Regions from separate parts of the Homo sapiens genome. Here region 1 is linked to region 2. Evidence: read pairs that join two places in POLR2A ChIA-PET (ENCODE). Cell type or tissue: CD4-positive, alpha-beta T cell. All regions are shown on one strand.

Region 1 (8,000 bases), 52 kb before region 2:
CTTTCTGTTTGTAGGATGCTTTGTATGTTTTGTATACTCAAAAAAAAAAATTTTTTTTTGGTGTATCTTGTTCTGGCAGCGAGGTTATCAGTGTATTTTGTTTTAATTTCTATTTGCTTTTAAATTTTTAATTATTTTTTAATTTAAATGTTACGGTATTTTTTTCTTACCCACTGTCTTCCCCGGTAGAATAAATGTGGCGTATTTCTTCTACTGATTTTCAGTGTCACGTCTCAGGTTCTTTCTAACTTGCCTTCTCCCGTGAGCACTGAAGGCGAGCTAGTTCCCCGCCGCTAGGGTTCTCTTCCGCGGCTCTGCTCTTACGCCGAGCCAGCGGTTTCGCATCCGCACTTTCGCCACTAGGGGCGACTCCGTGTTTTCTCGGTTGCCGCGCTCTTGGTAGCGCTGAACAAAACAACATTCCTTGTTCACAAGACTCACATGTTCTTTGTGGTATCGCTTCCTGTGTCCTAGCACGGCTACTTTCCCCGGGCTGGCTGTCTCACTGTCTCAGCACCGTGATTGGGCAAGACTGCTGGCAGGGCTTGGCCTCGGTTTTTCTGTCACAGGCGTATTTCACTGGGTAGGCGCTTTCTCGGTGGAAGCACCCTACAACCTTCCAACCACCGATATTTCTCAGAGACGAGTTTCTTAGTAGCAATGCCTTAACTGCGCCAAAAATAAAGTTTGCCACAGGACACACCGCTATTCAGTGTGACACTTGATATTGATGCAGGATTTTGGCTCCTCAGCTCAGCTAAGTCCAGGTTGTTGTTGTTGTTGTTGTTTGGAGACGGAGTCTCGCTCTGTCGCCCAGGCTGGAGTGCAATGGCGCCATCACTGCTCACTGCAGCCTCCGCCTCTCAGGTTCAAGCGATTCTCCTGTCTCAGCTTCCTGAGTAGCTGGGATTACAGGCACACGCCACCACTGCCACCTAATTTTTGTATTTTTCGTAGAGACAGGGTTTCACTATGTTGGCCAGGCTGGTCTTGAACTCCTGACCTCAGGTAATCCACCCACCTCGGCCTCCCAAAGTGCTGGGATTACAGGCGTGAGCCATCGCGCCCGGCTAAGTTCAGGTTTTTGTTTCACCATCATGAAGAAATGGGCACGCAGATATCGAAGAGTGAGTGCAGTAGAATTTACTAAGCGAAAAGGAAAGCTCACAGCAAAAAGAGGGGTCCTGAGAACAGGTTTCTGGTTGCCCCCTTAATATTTAAATACAAGGGCTTTTATTTAAAAGCTGATGGGGCTAGGTTCCCTGTTTGTATAAGGCGCAAATTCCTGGTGGCTCCACCCCCATTGCCCCAGTGCATATGCGGGCCCTTAGTCAGCAAGGGCACATTTAGGCCAGGCGCCTGTGCAAGTTCTTTTATTCCGGAGGTTCTCTGGGGACCCTTCCCTTACTGTGTGCCTAAAGCAAGCTGGCTGACTCCTTTTCCTGTGTCCCAGTACCCCTGGTTCCTCAGACTGTAACTTTCTCAGTTGCAGCACCGCTCACTTGTCAAAGCAGGATTGACCTCCGTGGCAGCACCGCTGGTGGGTCCAGCCCGCAGCTTCTCCTAAACAGTTTCGCTAGTTTCTGGGTCCTAGCACTGCTAGTGGTACCATAGCGGCTCTTCATGGGTCGTGGACTTGCAGGATGTTTGCCAACTCCATCCCACGCTGCCTCCCTAGGTTCAGCAGCCGGCCAAAAGGAACAGACTCCTGCAAAGGAACAACCTCGAGGGCTGGATATTTAGGAGCCACATTTATAGGGGCTTTTCTTTCTTTAAAAAAAAACACAACCGGCCATTAGAAGCATGACACTGAGTAATAGATAAGTCCTAATCATAGTCCTTAAGACATGTTTTCATAACTGGTATATGCACTTATATTTGTTTATCCACTTGTTTATAATAATGCATTAAACCCTAAAATTGACACACTAATTTTCAACAGTTATTATTTCAGAGATGCATGGTATCCATTTCCTGTTGTTCAATTTCTCTCCTTCCATCCGCCTTTACATTTCTATTTTTAAAATGTTAATTTTTTCCAAATTCCATCCTGCCACCTTTCTTTTCTTTTCTTTCTTTCTCTCTCTTTCTTTTTCCTTCCTTCCTTCCTTCCTTCCTTCCTTCCTTCCTTCCTTCCTTCCTTCCTTCCTTCCTTCCTTCCTTCCTTCCTTCCTTCCTTCCTTCCTTCCTTCCTTCCTTCCTTCCTTCCTTCCTTCCTTCCTTCCTTCCTTCCTTCCTTCCTTTCTTTTCGACGGAGTTTTACTCCTGTTGTCCAGGCTGGAGTACAATGGCGAGATCTCGGCTCACTGCAACCTCCGCCCCACCCCCTCCCCGGGTTCAAGCAATTCTCCTGCCTGGGACTACAGACGCGGGCCACCATGCCCGGCTAATTTTGTATTTTTAGTAGAGACGGGGTTTCTCCATGTTGGTCAGGCTGGTCTCGAACTCCTGACCTGAGGCGATCGGCCCGCCTCGGCCTCCCAAAGTGCTGGGATTACAGGCGTGAACCACCGCGCCCAGCCCATCCTGCCTTTTTTTTTTTTTTTTTTTTTTTTTTTGAGCCAGAGTCTCGCTGTTTCCCAGGCTGGAGTGCAGTGGCGCGATCTCCGCTCACTGCAAGCTCCGCCTCCCGTGTTCACGCCAATCTCCTGCCTCAGCCTCCCGAGTAGCTGGGACTACAGGTGCCCGCCAACACGCCCGGCTAATTTTTTTTTTTTTTTTTTTTTTTGTATTTTTAGTAGAGACAGGGTTTCACCGTGTTAGCCAGGATGGTCTCGATCTCCTGACCTCGTGATCCGTCTGCCTCAGCCTCCCAAAGTGCTGGGATTATAGGCATGAGCCACCGTGCCCGGCCCCATCCTGCCTTCTAAAACCATCTCGTCATATTCTCAAATCTTTCTGACCCTGTATGCTATATTTTCTGATATCCTTTTAAATTTTCTTACCTTTTCCTGTTATTTCCTTTTTATGCAATTCTTCTTTATAGAATTGTAGAGTTTAGCAGTTTTCTCATTTTGCTTTTGTTGCACCTGATTTTTAAATTTTCCTTTCCTTTAAGATTGATTTATTTCCAGCAATCGGATTCCATGGTGCCCTCAAAGCCCTCATCTCTATGGCTAACATAGGAGATGAAAGCTCAGTTCCCACAATACCCAAACACCAGCCACTAGAAGAATCAATGAAGAGAGGGAGAGAAAGAAAAGCAGAGTGTTAGACTTCAGAATAAGAAGTGAGAATGGTCACATGGGAAGCCTGCTTCATATCCAAATCCTAAAAACACTTTCCAATTCCACTTTGACAATTTATTGCCATTTTCTTATACTGATAATTGGTATTTAATTAATCTAACAAGAAGTACAAGGCAAAGACAGTTTTATTCCCACGTTCCATTCAGATTATAGCACCTAAGCTCCTTTATATTCAAATTCAGAACTGTCACTGTGTGAAAAAAAAAAAAAAAAAGTCTTCATAGCTAGACCAAATTAATGCCAACACCAAGTTTCTGGGTTTTAGTTTCTGACATCTAAGGTGACAGAAAAGTTTCAAAGTCCAAAGGGTGATTGCTACTGCATGTTTTTTTTATCACTTTCTGAAGACAACCATTTTTCTGTGCCTGACACACTGCATGTTGAAGCTATGAGGATGCATAAATCTTTTTCCTGGGATACCTGCAGCTTGAAGGAGTGAGTCTCAGATGCTGCAGGCCCGGAGCTGGGTAGAGATTGTGAGAGAATAGCCTCCTTGGGCCAAGTATGCACCGGTGATGTACTTGAGCCTTCAGTGTTGCTAGATCTTGAAGTTTTGCTGAATATTTGGTTTTGCTGGATCCAATCCATGTGGATTTTTGAGGTGGGCGGGCCCCACATTGGCAGAATTATGCAACTGCCTGAGAATGCCTGACCTGGAGCTGATGCCCTGAAATGCCATGGTTGTCAATTCAAAAGGCACAGGGCTGGGGGTCTTCCTCATGGCTCCCTAAATTTAATTTCCACCTCCACCCTGTAAACGTAAACTTCAGACCATTGAAGGAATATTTATTGATGGTTGTTCTCTGCTCTCAGCAGGGAGGCCAAGCTCAGTTTCAAGAGAATCCCAGGACAGTGGAGCACTGTCCCTTCCCACCCTGGTGATATCCATAGCTATTCAAAGGCTCCCTGGAGTTCAGCCTCCAGCTCTGATCTGGGTCCCAGTCCCTTTCATGCCCCTGCCCACCTGTATGTGTTTCCAATCCTGACTCCACCAACCTCAAATCTATTTCACAAGTGGAGAATACAGAAGAATGCTTTAATCCTCATGTACAAAGAACTATGAATTCTAAGAAGATCTAAAAGTAGAGTTCCTTAGCACATTGTTGATTATGCAGATAGAATTTTTCCAATTGAAAAACCTTGAAGGCGTTCAGAAGATGAAGAACAAAATATGGAAGGATGTCTACTGCAGAGACTTCCAGCTCAAGGCAGGGCACAGTCCTATGAAGGTTCCCCAAGAACAGCATGAGTGCTCCCACTGAGGTGCATGGGCTTCTTCTAGGGCATTGTTATAAAGGAGTGGTGCCATGAACCATGACCAAGACCGGGGTTCCTTTCTTTTCTGGGTTCCAGTCTGTCCTAAGCCTTAGTTTTCAGCAATTTCTTGTGGGCAGCCTGGGCTCTGCTCTAGGCATCTATCTGTCCAGCTTCACAGGTTGGCATGTCCTGGCTGGGTCATGGCCCATTGTGTTGTGTTGTCTATAGGATGCACTTATTTTTCTTTTTACTTTTTTTTTTGTTTATAGGCTATTTATTGAGAAGTTGTTTTCTAAAATGCTACTTTCTTTTTAAAATTTTTTTATTATACTTTTAAGTTCGAGTGTACATGTGCACAATGTGCAGGTTTGTTACATACATATACATGTGCCAAGTTGGTGTGCTGCACCCATTAACTCATCATTTACATTAGATATTCCTCCCAATGTTATCCCTCCTCCCTCCCCCCACCCCATGACAGGCCTGGGTGTGTGATATTCCCTACCCTGTGTCCAAGTGTTCTCATTGTTCAATTCCCACCTATGAGTGAGAGCGTGTAGTGTTTGGTTTTCTGTCCTTGTGGTAGTTTGCTCAGAATGATGGTTTCCAGTTTCATCCATGTCCCTGCAAAGGACATGAACTCATCCTTTTTTATGGCTGCATAGTATTCCATGGTGTATATGTGCCACATTTCCTTAATCCAGTCTATCATTGATGGACATTTGGGTTGGTTACAAGTCTTTGCTATTGTAAATAGTGCTGCAGTAAACATACATGTGCATGTGTCTTTATAGTAACATGATTTATAATCCTTTGGGTATATACCCCGTAATGGGATGGCTGGATCAAATGGTATTTCTAGTTCCAGATCCTTGAGGAATCACCACACTGTCTTCCGCAATGGTTGAACCAATTCACACTCCCATCAACAGTGTAAGAGTGTTCCTGTTTCTCCACATCCTCTCCAGCATCTGTTGTTTCATGACTTTTTAATGATCGTCATTCTAACTGGTGTGAGATGGTATCTCATTGTGGTTTTGATTTGCATTTCTCTGATGACCAGTGATGATGAGCATTTCTTCATGTGTCTGTTGGCTGCATAAATGTCTTCTTTTGAGAAGTGTCTGTTCATATCCTTTGCCCACTTTGTGATGGGGTTGTTTGATTTTTTCTTGTAAACTTGTTTAAGTTCTTTGTAGATTCTGGATATTAGCCCTTTGTCAGATGGGTAGATTGCAAAAATTTTCTCCCATTCTGTAGGTTGCCTCTTCACTCTGATGGTGGTTTCTTTTGCTGTGCAGAAGCTCTTTAGTTTAATTAGATCCCATTTGTCAATTTTGGCTTTTGTTGCCATTGCTTTTGGTGTTTTAGTCATGAAGTCATTGCCCATGCTTGTGTCCTGAATGGTATTGCCTAGGTTTTCTTCTAGGGTTTTTATGGTTTTTAGGTCTAATATTTAAGTCTTTAATCCATCTTGAATTAATTTTTGTATAAGGTGTAAGGAAAGGATCCAGTTTTAGCTTTCTACATATGGCTAGCCAGTTTTCCCAGCACTATTTATTAAATAGGGAATCCTTTCCCCATTTCTTGTTTTTGTCAGGTTTGTCAAAGATCAGATGGTTGTAGATGTATGGTATTATTTCTGAGGGCTCTGTTCTCTTCCATTGGTTTATCTCTCTGTTTTGGTACCAGTACCATGCTGTTTTGGTTACTGTAGCCTTGTAGTATCCTTTGAAGTCAGGTAGCATGATGCCTCCAGTTTTGTTCTTTTTGCTTAGGATTGTCTTTGAAGGGGGCCAGCCCCTCCACACCTGTGGGTATTTCTCATCAGGTGTGATGAGAGACTGAGAAAAGAAATAAGACACAGAGACAAAGTATAGAGAAAGAACAGTGGGCCCAGAGGACCAGCGCTCAGCATATGGAGGACCCGCACCGGCTCTGGTCTCTGAGTTCCCTCAGTATTTATTGATCACTATCTCTACTATCTTGGTGAGGGGGATGTGGCAGGGTGGGGAGAGGGTCAGCAGGAAAACATGTGAACAAAGGACTCTGTGTCATAAATAAGTTTAAGGAAAGGTGCTGTGCCTCGATGTGCTTGTAGGCCAGATTTATGTTTGACTTTACACAAACATCTCAGTGCAGTAAAGAGCAGTATTGTCGCCAGCATGTCTCACCTCCAGCCATAAGGCAGTTTTCTCCCATCTCAGTAAATAGAATGTACGTTCGGGTTTTACACCAAGACATTCCATTCCCGGGGACGAGCAGGAGACAGATGCCTTCCTCTTATCTCAACTGCAAAGAGGCCTTCCTCTTTCACTAATCCTCCTCAGCACAGACCCTTTATGGGTATCGGGCTGGGGGACGGTAAGGTCTTTCCCTTCCCACGAGGCCATGTCTCAGGCTGTCTCAGTGGGGAGAAACCTTGGACAATACCCAGGCGTTCTTGGGCAGAGGTCCCTGTGGCCTTCGACAGTGCATTGTGTCCCTGGGTACTTGAGACCAGAGAAGGGTGATGACTTTTACCAAGCATACTGCGTGCAAACACATTTTTAACAAAGCACATCCTGCACAGCCCTATATCCATTAAACCTTGAGTCAACACAGCAAATATTTCTGTGACCACAGGGTTGGGGCTAGCGTTACAGATTAATAGCATCTCAAGGCAGAAGAATTTTTCTTACTACAGAACAAAATGGAGTTTCTTATGTCTTCTTCTTTCTGCATAGACACAGTAACAGCCTGATCTCTCTTTATTTCCCCCACAGTCTTGGCAATGTGGGCTCTTTTTTGGTTCCATGTGAACTTTAAAGTAGCTTTTTCCAATTCTGTGAAGACAGTCATTGGTAGCTTGATGGGGATGGCATTAAATCTATAAATTACCGGCCGGGCGCGGTGGCTCATGCCTGTAATCCCAGCACTTTGGGAGGCTGAGGTGGGCGGATCACGAGGTCAGGAGATCCAGACCATCCTGGTTAACATGGTGAAACCCTGTCTCTACTAAAAAAATACAAAAAATTAGCCGGGCATTGTGGTGGGTGCCTGTAGTCCTAGCCACTTGGGAGGCTGAGGCAGGAGAATGGCATGAACCCGGGAGGCGGAGCTTGCAGTGAGCCAAGATCAAGCCACTGCACTCTAGCCTGGGCAACAGAGCGAGACTCCGTCTCAAAAAATAAAAAAAAAAAATCTATAAATTACCTTGGGCAGTATGCCCATTTTCACAATACTGATTCTTCCTATCGATGAGCATGGAATGTTCTTCCATTTGTTTGTGTCCTCTTTTATTTCATTGAGCAGTGGTTTGTAGTTCTCCTTGAAGAGGTCCTTCACATCCCTTGTAAGTTGGATTCCTAGGTATTTTATTCTCTTTGAAGCAATTGTGAATGGGAGTTCACTCAGTATTTGGCTCTCTGTTTGTTATTGTTGTATAGGAATGCTTGTGATTTTTGCACATTGATTTTGTATCCTGAGACTTTGCTGAAGTTGCTTATCAGCTTA
Region 2 (8,000 bases):
CAAGACCCCACTCAGAGGACTAAGCTCAAATCTAATAAGATGTGTAGGCTTGGGGCCAGTGGGGCGAGGGGATATCCACAGGAGGGCCAATCGAACAAGGCCTCAGACTCATGAGCCTCAAATGTAGATGTTAGATTTTTCCTCCAATTGAGATTATACATACAGCCACAGAGCTTCATGGATGCAAATGAAAATGGTCATGTCTCAACTTTTAAACTGTGCTCAATTAGAGGAACTCATTGCCTATGGCATAGTGTCATGTAATAAAATGGTTTTTTTGTTGTCTAATCTTGTAGTTAGTACAGTGATAGTACATTGGGTTTTTGTGTTAAAAGAAGTCATTTGTTATCCCAGCACTTTGGGAGGCCGAGGCAGGCAGATCACCTGAGGTCAGGAGTTCAAGACCAGCCTGACCAACATGATGAGACCCCATCTCTACTGAATTAGCCAGGCATGGTGGCGCATGCCTGTAATCCCAGTTACTCGGGAGGCTCAGGCAGGAGAATCGCTTGAATCGGGAGGCAGCGATTGCCGTGAGCCAAAATTGCGCCACTGCAGTCCAGCTTGGGCAACAAGAGCAAAACTCTGTCTCAAAAAAAAAAAAAAAAAAAAAAGGCTGGGCGCGGTGGCTCACGCCTGTAATCCCAGCACTTTGGGAGGCCGAGGCGAGCAGATCACAAGGTCAGGAGATCGAGACCATCCTGGCCAACACGGTGAAACCCCATCTCTATTAAAAATGCAAAAAAATTAGCCGGGCATGTTGGCGGGCGCCTGTAGTCCCAGCTACTTGGGAGGCTGAGGCAGGAGAAAGGTGTGAACCTGGGAGGCGGAGGTTGCAGTGAGCTGAGATCCCGCCACTGCACCCCAGCCTGGGCAACAGAGCAAGACTCCATCTCCCCCACCCAAAAAAACATCTTTAAAATTTAGCTTTTAAAACACATTTAGTTATTATTTTACTGTGTTTATTCTTCGTGGTTAGGCACATTTATGCCTTTTTGTTTCCTCCCTTGAGTTGTGGGCCTGGACTCCTAAAACCTCCATTTCTAAATTTGCCTTACCAACAGGGTCACAATGGTAGGCAGGCTTAGTGGGACATGAGGCAATAAAAAGATGAACAGTCATTCTGGTTATGGCTTGGCAGTGGGATGGCAGCACATTAGCTTGGCTCTCACGGTGTGGGCTGCTTTGGTTTCTTTTCCTAACTGAACTCTGACAGGTAGAGTCCTCATGTCCAGGAATAATTCCAGAAAACAATAAAAAAAAAAAATTGGTTTTCAGACCAGGACACAAACATAACCATAGTAGATGAGGGCTCACTCATTTACTAAACTTGAATGTGGTTATTACTTCATTGCTATTGTAAACCAAAAATAAAATTTGAAGCCCCCTGCCACCAACATCTGAATGGACCCCTCTTCTCCGCCAAGGGCATTCCAAAGTTAGACTGAAAAAGTAGTTTCAAGCCATGCTGGGAAGGGGGAGTCAGACATGCCTCATTATATTCTCCTCTCTTTTAAAATTATTGATAGAACAGACTCTTTAAGTCTGGTTAGAAACATTTACAATCTATCTCTCTGAAGTCTTCCACCTGGAGGCTTCATCTGCGACACCTTTGTCTCTGGAACACCTTATGGCAACCCAGGCATTCCTTTCTAGAGATAATAGTTATTGCAACAAATTGCCAATCATAAAATTTTTGAACCTCTCCAACTTGAAAGATCATGCTTCCAGTTGTACTGCCTTTCTGGACTGAACCAATGTACAACACCTTAAATGTATTGATCTCATGACTTCCTAAAATATATATAAACCAAGTTGTGCACTGACCACCTGAAGCACATGTTCTCAGGATCTCCTGATGGCTGTTTCATGGGCTAATGGTCACTCACATTTGGTTCACAATAAATCTCATCAACTATTTTACAGAATTTGACCCTGTGTCTGCTGGACCTCCCAGAAGAGCAGCAGCACATGTGCTGATTTCTTTGGGTTTCAAAATTGACAACAGTCAATGGAAAACTGGATTCCAAATTCTACCAGAGAATACTGTGCCAGGTGCTTTCAGTGGGACCCTTGCTGTCTCTGGGATTTCAAGTGCTATTACAATGGTCTCCCCCAGGGCACATTAAAGGACTGGTGAGATCCCTAACTGGCATGGCTCCAGAAGTGATGTGGAAGTTAGGAAACTCAGGCAGTCATTGATTTCCCAGCCCCACTGACGCTTTTCCTCTATCTCCTGGCTGAGAAAAGAAGACCAGGAAGAGCCGTGAGGGACTTCCAGGGTGGCATGTGGCTGTCTCCAGCACACGTACATAACCTGGATTATATCTGTAACAAGCTATGCTGATGGATCAGCAGGTTAACCCAAGCTGAAAAAAGCAGTCAAGCACTTCCTTTGGTGTGTGAGGCAGAAACCAGGACATCTGCTGGTCCACCAGGGGACAAAAATCAATCCTATTTCACCAATGTGTCTCCTCCGTGTGGGGAGTATAGGGCATTGAAGGTGGATGAGAATCACCATCCACCTTCTGCTGCACAGGAAAGACAAGGGAAGACTCCAGGGAAGACAGAGGAGGAAAACGTCGAGCAGCCCCAGGTGGATGTGTCTGTGTGTGTGTGTGTGTGTGTGTGTGTGTGTGTGTGTGTACCTTGACAGTGGGTAGAGGAAGGGAGAGGAGGGTTGAGGTCTTCCCACTAGAGGAGTGAAATGAGCAGAACTGAGAAAAGAGGTCAGAGAAAAGAAAGAGGAACCTACAAGCCACCACAGAATTTTCTTTCCCCAGAGAATGGTCTCTTGCCCGACTAGGGGCTGGGTATCCTTGTGAAGTCACCGGAGGTTTTCAAGGGGTGGGCTTCCTGGCTTCAGTAGACTCAAGGTCCCTAAGGTCCAGTTAGGATAGGCGCCTGGGAGGGCTCCCGAGTTGGAATAAGAGTCGGAAGAACTGACAGGGCTGGGGGCGCACTAAGCACACTCTACTCCTGAGAGGTGAGGGTGGGGATGTTGGAGGGAAAAAGGGCTGCTTTTTCCTGCCTGCAGGCTTCAGATTCACAGGGGATGTGAGGAGAGGGCGGAGGAGGAGGAAGCAGCGGCTGTTTATGCTGGGAAGATGGCTCAGTTGAGAAGTGAGGCAGATGTGGCCTCAGAGGGTCTGGCGGATGGCTGCCGGGATCACCGGGGGCTGGACTTTGAGATGTCCAGGACGAAGTGTTGCCCTTTCAGTGCTGCCCTCCCTGTGTCTGCTGGAACTGTTGGAGCCGCAGTGCAGCCTAATTTTGACTTCAGGTAAAATAATTCAATATACTGAGGCCCAGGGGGAACAAAGCAAGGTCTACTCCATATCTCTGAACAGCTGGTGTCTTTCAGTGCCTAAACTCAATCAGAATCCTGGGAGCAAAAGTAGCTCTCCAGTGCAGTCCATGCAGGTTACTTCTTGCAACATAGAGGTGACTGAAGCATGGTAAGCAGATCTAGAAAGGCAAACATCTCTAGCAGATCTAGAGAGGCTAGCCAATGTTAGCTAGCAGTGTCTTTATGTTGATAAACCTATTCAGAATGTTAACTTTGTTTGTTGGTTTGTTTGTCCATTTTTGTCTCCCAGGCTGGAGTGCAGTGGTGCGATCTCGGCTCACTGCAACCTCCAGTAATTCTCCCGCCTCAGTCTTTCCAGCAGCTGGGATTACAGGCTCCCCATCGCCACACCCAGAATTTTTTGTAGAGACGGGGTTTCGCCATGTTGCCCGGGCTGCTCTCAAACTCCCGATTTCTTAGTCTGACCAAGTCAGGGTTTAGCTATTTCTTAGCGTAGCAAGTTGAGATTTATTCCAGTTTCGATTTCTAGTTGTAACAATGCTGGCTTTAACCGTGCCTACGTAGTCGTTGCAAGTTCCTGTTTTGTAATAGGAACCCCCATTATAGCCGTTCGTACGGTTTTTAAGTCTTGTAGAAATCTGGGTACTGGAGAATGTAATTAAAAAAAAAATTTAGCAGTGCCTGAAATCTTTTAGTCATACCAAGTGTGATTTCACAATAGAGATTCTCGCCCTGGCTGTGCTTGTGATTTTTCACTCATGCAGAAGTTGAGGTGTCTAGGCTACAGGAACTTTTTGGTGTCGCAAATACCGGTTTAGCCATGGCTGTTTCTTCTTAATCCGAGGAATTTTCGAATAGGCGCAAGAGGCACAGGTTTAGTGCTAATACAAATATAGCCGTAGGATCGCATCGTTCAACACTGCAATTTCTTTGTAGGGTTATTTGTATGTTTTGTATACTCAAAAAAATTTTTTTTGATGTGTCTTTTTCTGGGAGCGAGGTTACTGGTGTATTTTATTTTCATTTCTGTTTGCTTTAAAAATTTATTTTATTTTTTATGTAAATGTTATGTATTTTATTTTTTCTTACCCACTGCCTTCCCCAGGAGAGTAAATGTGGCATAATTTCTTCTACTGATTTTGAGTATCATGTCTCAGCTTCCTACTAACTAGCTTTCTCCCGTGAGTCGGGGAGCAGAGCTGGTGCCTGGTCTCTAGGGTTCTCTTCCGCGGCTCTGTGCCTATGTCGAGCCAGCAGTTTCGCATCAGCACTTTCGCCAATAGCGGAGACTCAGTGTTTTCTCGGCTGCTGCACCGCTGGAAGCGCTGAACACAACAGAACGTTTCGGCGGGGCGCTGTGGCTCACGCCTGTAATCCTAGCACTTAGGGAGGCTGAGGCGGGTGGATCACTCGAGGTCAGAAGTTCGAGACCAGCCTGGCCAGCGGGTGAAACCCCGTCTGTACTAAAAATACAATAATTAGCTGGCCGTGGTGGCGCGTGCCTGCAATCCCAGTTACTCGGGAGGCTGAGGCAGTATGCTTGAACCCAGGTGGCGGAGGTTGCAATGAGACGAGATTGCGCCACTGAACTCCAGCCTGGGTGACAGAGCGAGGCTCCTTCTCAAAAACAAAACAACCCAGAACGTTTCTTGTTCACAAGACTCAGAAGTGCTTTGTGGTAACGCTTCCCCTCTCCTAGCGCCGCCACTTTCCCCGGGCTGGCTGTCTCACGGTCTCAGCCCAGTGATTGGCCGAGGAGGCGCTCTTTCAGCACTTTCGCTGGAAGGGCTTGGGCTCGGTTTTTCTGCCACAGGCGTTTCATTGGGTAGGTGCTTTCTCGGTGGAAGCACTGTACAACCTTCCAAGCCTCGATATTTCTCAGAGACGACGATTTCTTAGTGGCAATACCTTAACTGCACCAAAAACTAAAGTTTGCCGCTGGGTACTCCGCTAGTCGTTCAGTGTCCGCATTTGCTATTGATGCAGGATTTTTGCTTCTAAGCTCAGCTATATCCGGGTCCTTGTCTCACGATCAGGAGGAAGTGGGCACGCGGATATCGAAGAGTGAGTGGAGTAGAATTTATTAAGCGTAAACGAAAGCTCTCATAAAAAACAAGGGTCCTGAAAGCAGGTTGCCGGTTGCTCCTTAACGGCTGAATACAAAGGCTTTTATATGAAAGCTAAGGAGGCTGGGTTCCCTGTTTGTATAAGGCGAGAATCCCGGGTGGCTCCATCCCATTCCCCCAGTGCGCATGCGCGCTCTTAATCCGCAGCAGGCATGCTTAGGCAAGTCCCTTGTGCAAGTTCCCTTATCTGCACAAAACACCAGTCGGAGGTTCTCTGGGGACCCTTCCCTTACAGTCTCCCTAAAGCTGGCTAACTCCTTTCACTATGTCCCAGTATCCCTGGTTCCTCGGACTGGCACTTTCTGAGTCATAGCACCGCTCATTCGTCCGAGCAGAATTGATCTCGGTGGCAGCACCTCTGGTGGGTCAAGCCTGCAGCTTCTCCTGAGCAGTTTCGTTAGTTTTTGGGTCCTAGAACCGCTAGTGGTACCATAGCGGCTCTTCATGGGTTGCAGGACGTTTGCCAACTCCACCCCACGCTGCCTGCCTAGGTTCGGCTACGGGGCAAAAAGAACAGACTCCTGCAAAGGAAGAACCCCGAGGGTTGGATATTTAGGAAAGACGTCCTTTGCAGTGCCACGTCCGCGGATGCTGCACTTGGCTTTCTCCTCCCTCCTGGGGAAGAATTGATGTTTACTTCTCCCCACTCTCCGGGCCGCATTATCCAGGGATTTCGGGGACTAGATTACCTGAGATTTTAGCGCTTCTACTGGATCATCCTTTTGGAAATAATTATCACTTACAATAATGTCTATCCGGGCCGGGTGCGGTGGCTCACACCTGTAATCCCAGCACTTTGGAAGGCCGAGGAGGGTGGATCACGAGGTCAGGAGATCGAGACCACCCTGGCCAACATGGTGAAACCTCGTCTCTACTAACAGTACAAAAATTAGCCGGGCGTGGTGGCGCGCGCCTGTAGTCCGAGCTACTTGGGAGGTTAAGGCAGGAGAATAGCTTGAACCGGGAGGACTGCAGTGAGCCGAGATCCTGCCACTGCACTCCAGCCTGGCAACAGAGCAAGACTCCGTCTCAATAATAATAATAATAATAATGTCTATCCATGTTCTTTAAAAAAGTTTGCCTTCACTATTCTTTATCAACGTTTGGTTGTCTTTCTCAATAAAATAATAGAGAAACATCAAATGCCTTTTGTTTCTTTTGTTTTGTTTGGTTGTTGTTGTTTTAGGATCAAGACCAAGTCAGAGGTCTGTTGCTGGGTAAGGAGTGCAGGTAGGAAAGAAGCCAGGACTCCTCCCACTTACATTCCTTGATTCCTCAACCCAAGCACATACTTGGTAGGACTGTCTTTGGCCAAAAGCTTTTATCTTTCCAAGTTCTTCCTGGGCTCTGACAAGTGCCTGGGAAGTGGTACAGTAGTCCCCAGCTCTACAAATTGCTGTTCTGGAGGGTGGGTTGGCAGAAATGTTGGCTAGTTGAAATGTGAGTGGGGCAGCTTAGGTAGGCAATGATTACCTAAAGACTGTAAAGCCAAGGCGACTAGACCTGTATACCTTGGTGGTGAAGACCTAGGAAACCAGGTCTCCATCACTTATACACTATAAGGTGTAACATTTCAGAAGTAAACTGAAATCTTATGCTTCATATTCCTTTTCAGTAAACTCAGTGGCATATTACACTAATCATGGTGTCCACTTTTTTCCTGAGTTATATACTATTGAAAGATCTTAGAACACTCTAGCACAATGTAAATGTTCATTATATATTAATTACAATTACTTTACATAACTGTTCTTTTTCAGTGATTTTTTTTATACCTCAAATCACCAAACACAAGCCTGAATCCACTAAAATGTCCTTTCTAACACCCTCATTTTGAGACAGCTCGTGGTTCTCTATGATAAGTTCTTGGGTGAGGAGTAACAAATCTAGTTTCTTCAACTGCAAACTCAGTTTCTGATGGTCTTTGGCTAAAGCATATTCACACATACGAGGAATTGATGAAAATGACATCTAGCAGGGACGTTAATGGTTCTTAAATACTTTGGGTTCATTTCTGATTGGCCTTTATTTCTAATAAAGGTATCTGAGGCTGGGCGCAGTGGCTCACACCTGTAATCGCAGCACTTTAGGAGGCCGAGGCGGGTGGATCATTTGAGGTCAGGAGTTCAAGAGCAGCCTGGCCAACATGGTGAAACCCCGCCTCTACTAAAAATACAAAAAATTATCCGGGCGCGGCGGCGGGAGCCTGTAGTCCCAGCTACTCCGGAGGCTGAGGCAGGAGAATGGCGTGAACCCGGGAGGCGGAGCTTGCAGTGAGCCGAGAGATCGCGCCACTGCACTCCAGCCTGGGCGACAGAGCGAGACTCCATCTCAAAAAATAATAATAATAAAATAAATAAATAAATAAATAAAATAAAAATTAGCCAGGCGTGGCGGCGCTTGCCTGTAATTTCAACTACTCGGGAGACTGAGTCAGGAGAATCACTTGAGCCTGGGAGGTGGAGGTAGGTTGCGGTGAGCCGAGATTGCACCACTGCACTCCAGTCTGGGTGACAGAACGAGGCCCTGTCTAAAAAAAAAGTATCTGAGAAAGGCAAGAAAGA

Evidence for each region. Peaks named below come from ENCODE experiments on the same cell type or tissue, not always from the same donor. Only the 100,000 strongest peaks of a DNase experiment are listed, where the experiment ranks them.
Region 1: POLR2A ChIA-PET joins it to region 2 with 16 read pairs; 27 of 35 experiments call an interaction of 5 or more read pairs at or near these places.

Annotation. Positions count from the first base shown.
Region 1 is chr5:43,057,404-43,065,403 of GRCh38, reverse strand. The region is part of intron 2 of ANXA2R-OT1 (ANXA2R overlapping transcript 1); the gene reads left to right. It overlaps LOC100132356 (a long non-coding RNA gene), which reads left to right. Exons shown (of 1, transcript NR_034127.1): 1 at 1-217. Among named protein-coding and RNA genes, the nearest start is that of ANXA2R-OT1, 6.0 kb to the left of the region's middle. RefSeq lists a silencer at 6,903-7,197. In CD4-positive, alpha-beta T cell, CTCF peaks have their summits at 140 and 340; DNase peaks (open chromatin) are centred at 403 and 1,433; H3K4me3 peaks cover 1,148 bases; H3K27ac peaks cover 1,481 bases.
Region 2 is chr5:43,005,312-43,013,311 of GRCh38, reverse strand. No RefSeq gene overlaps it. Among named protein-coding and RNA genes, the nearest start is that of FLJ32255, 16 kb to the right of the region's middle. RefSeq lists enhancers at 2,627-3,127, 5,596-5,645, 5,131-5,983 and a silencer at 5,066-5,155. In CD4-positive, alpha-beta T cell, a CTCF peak has its summit at 2,476; DNase peaks (open chromatin) are centred at 3,871, 4,591, 5,041, 5,561 and 1 weaker place; H3K4me3 peaks cover 4,024 bases; H3K27ac peaks cover 4,849 bases.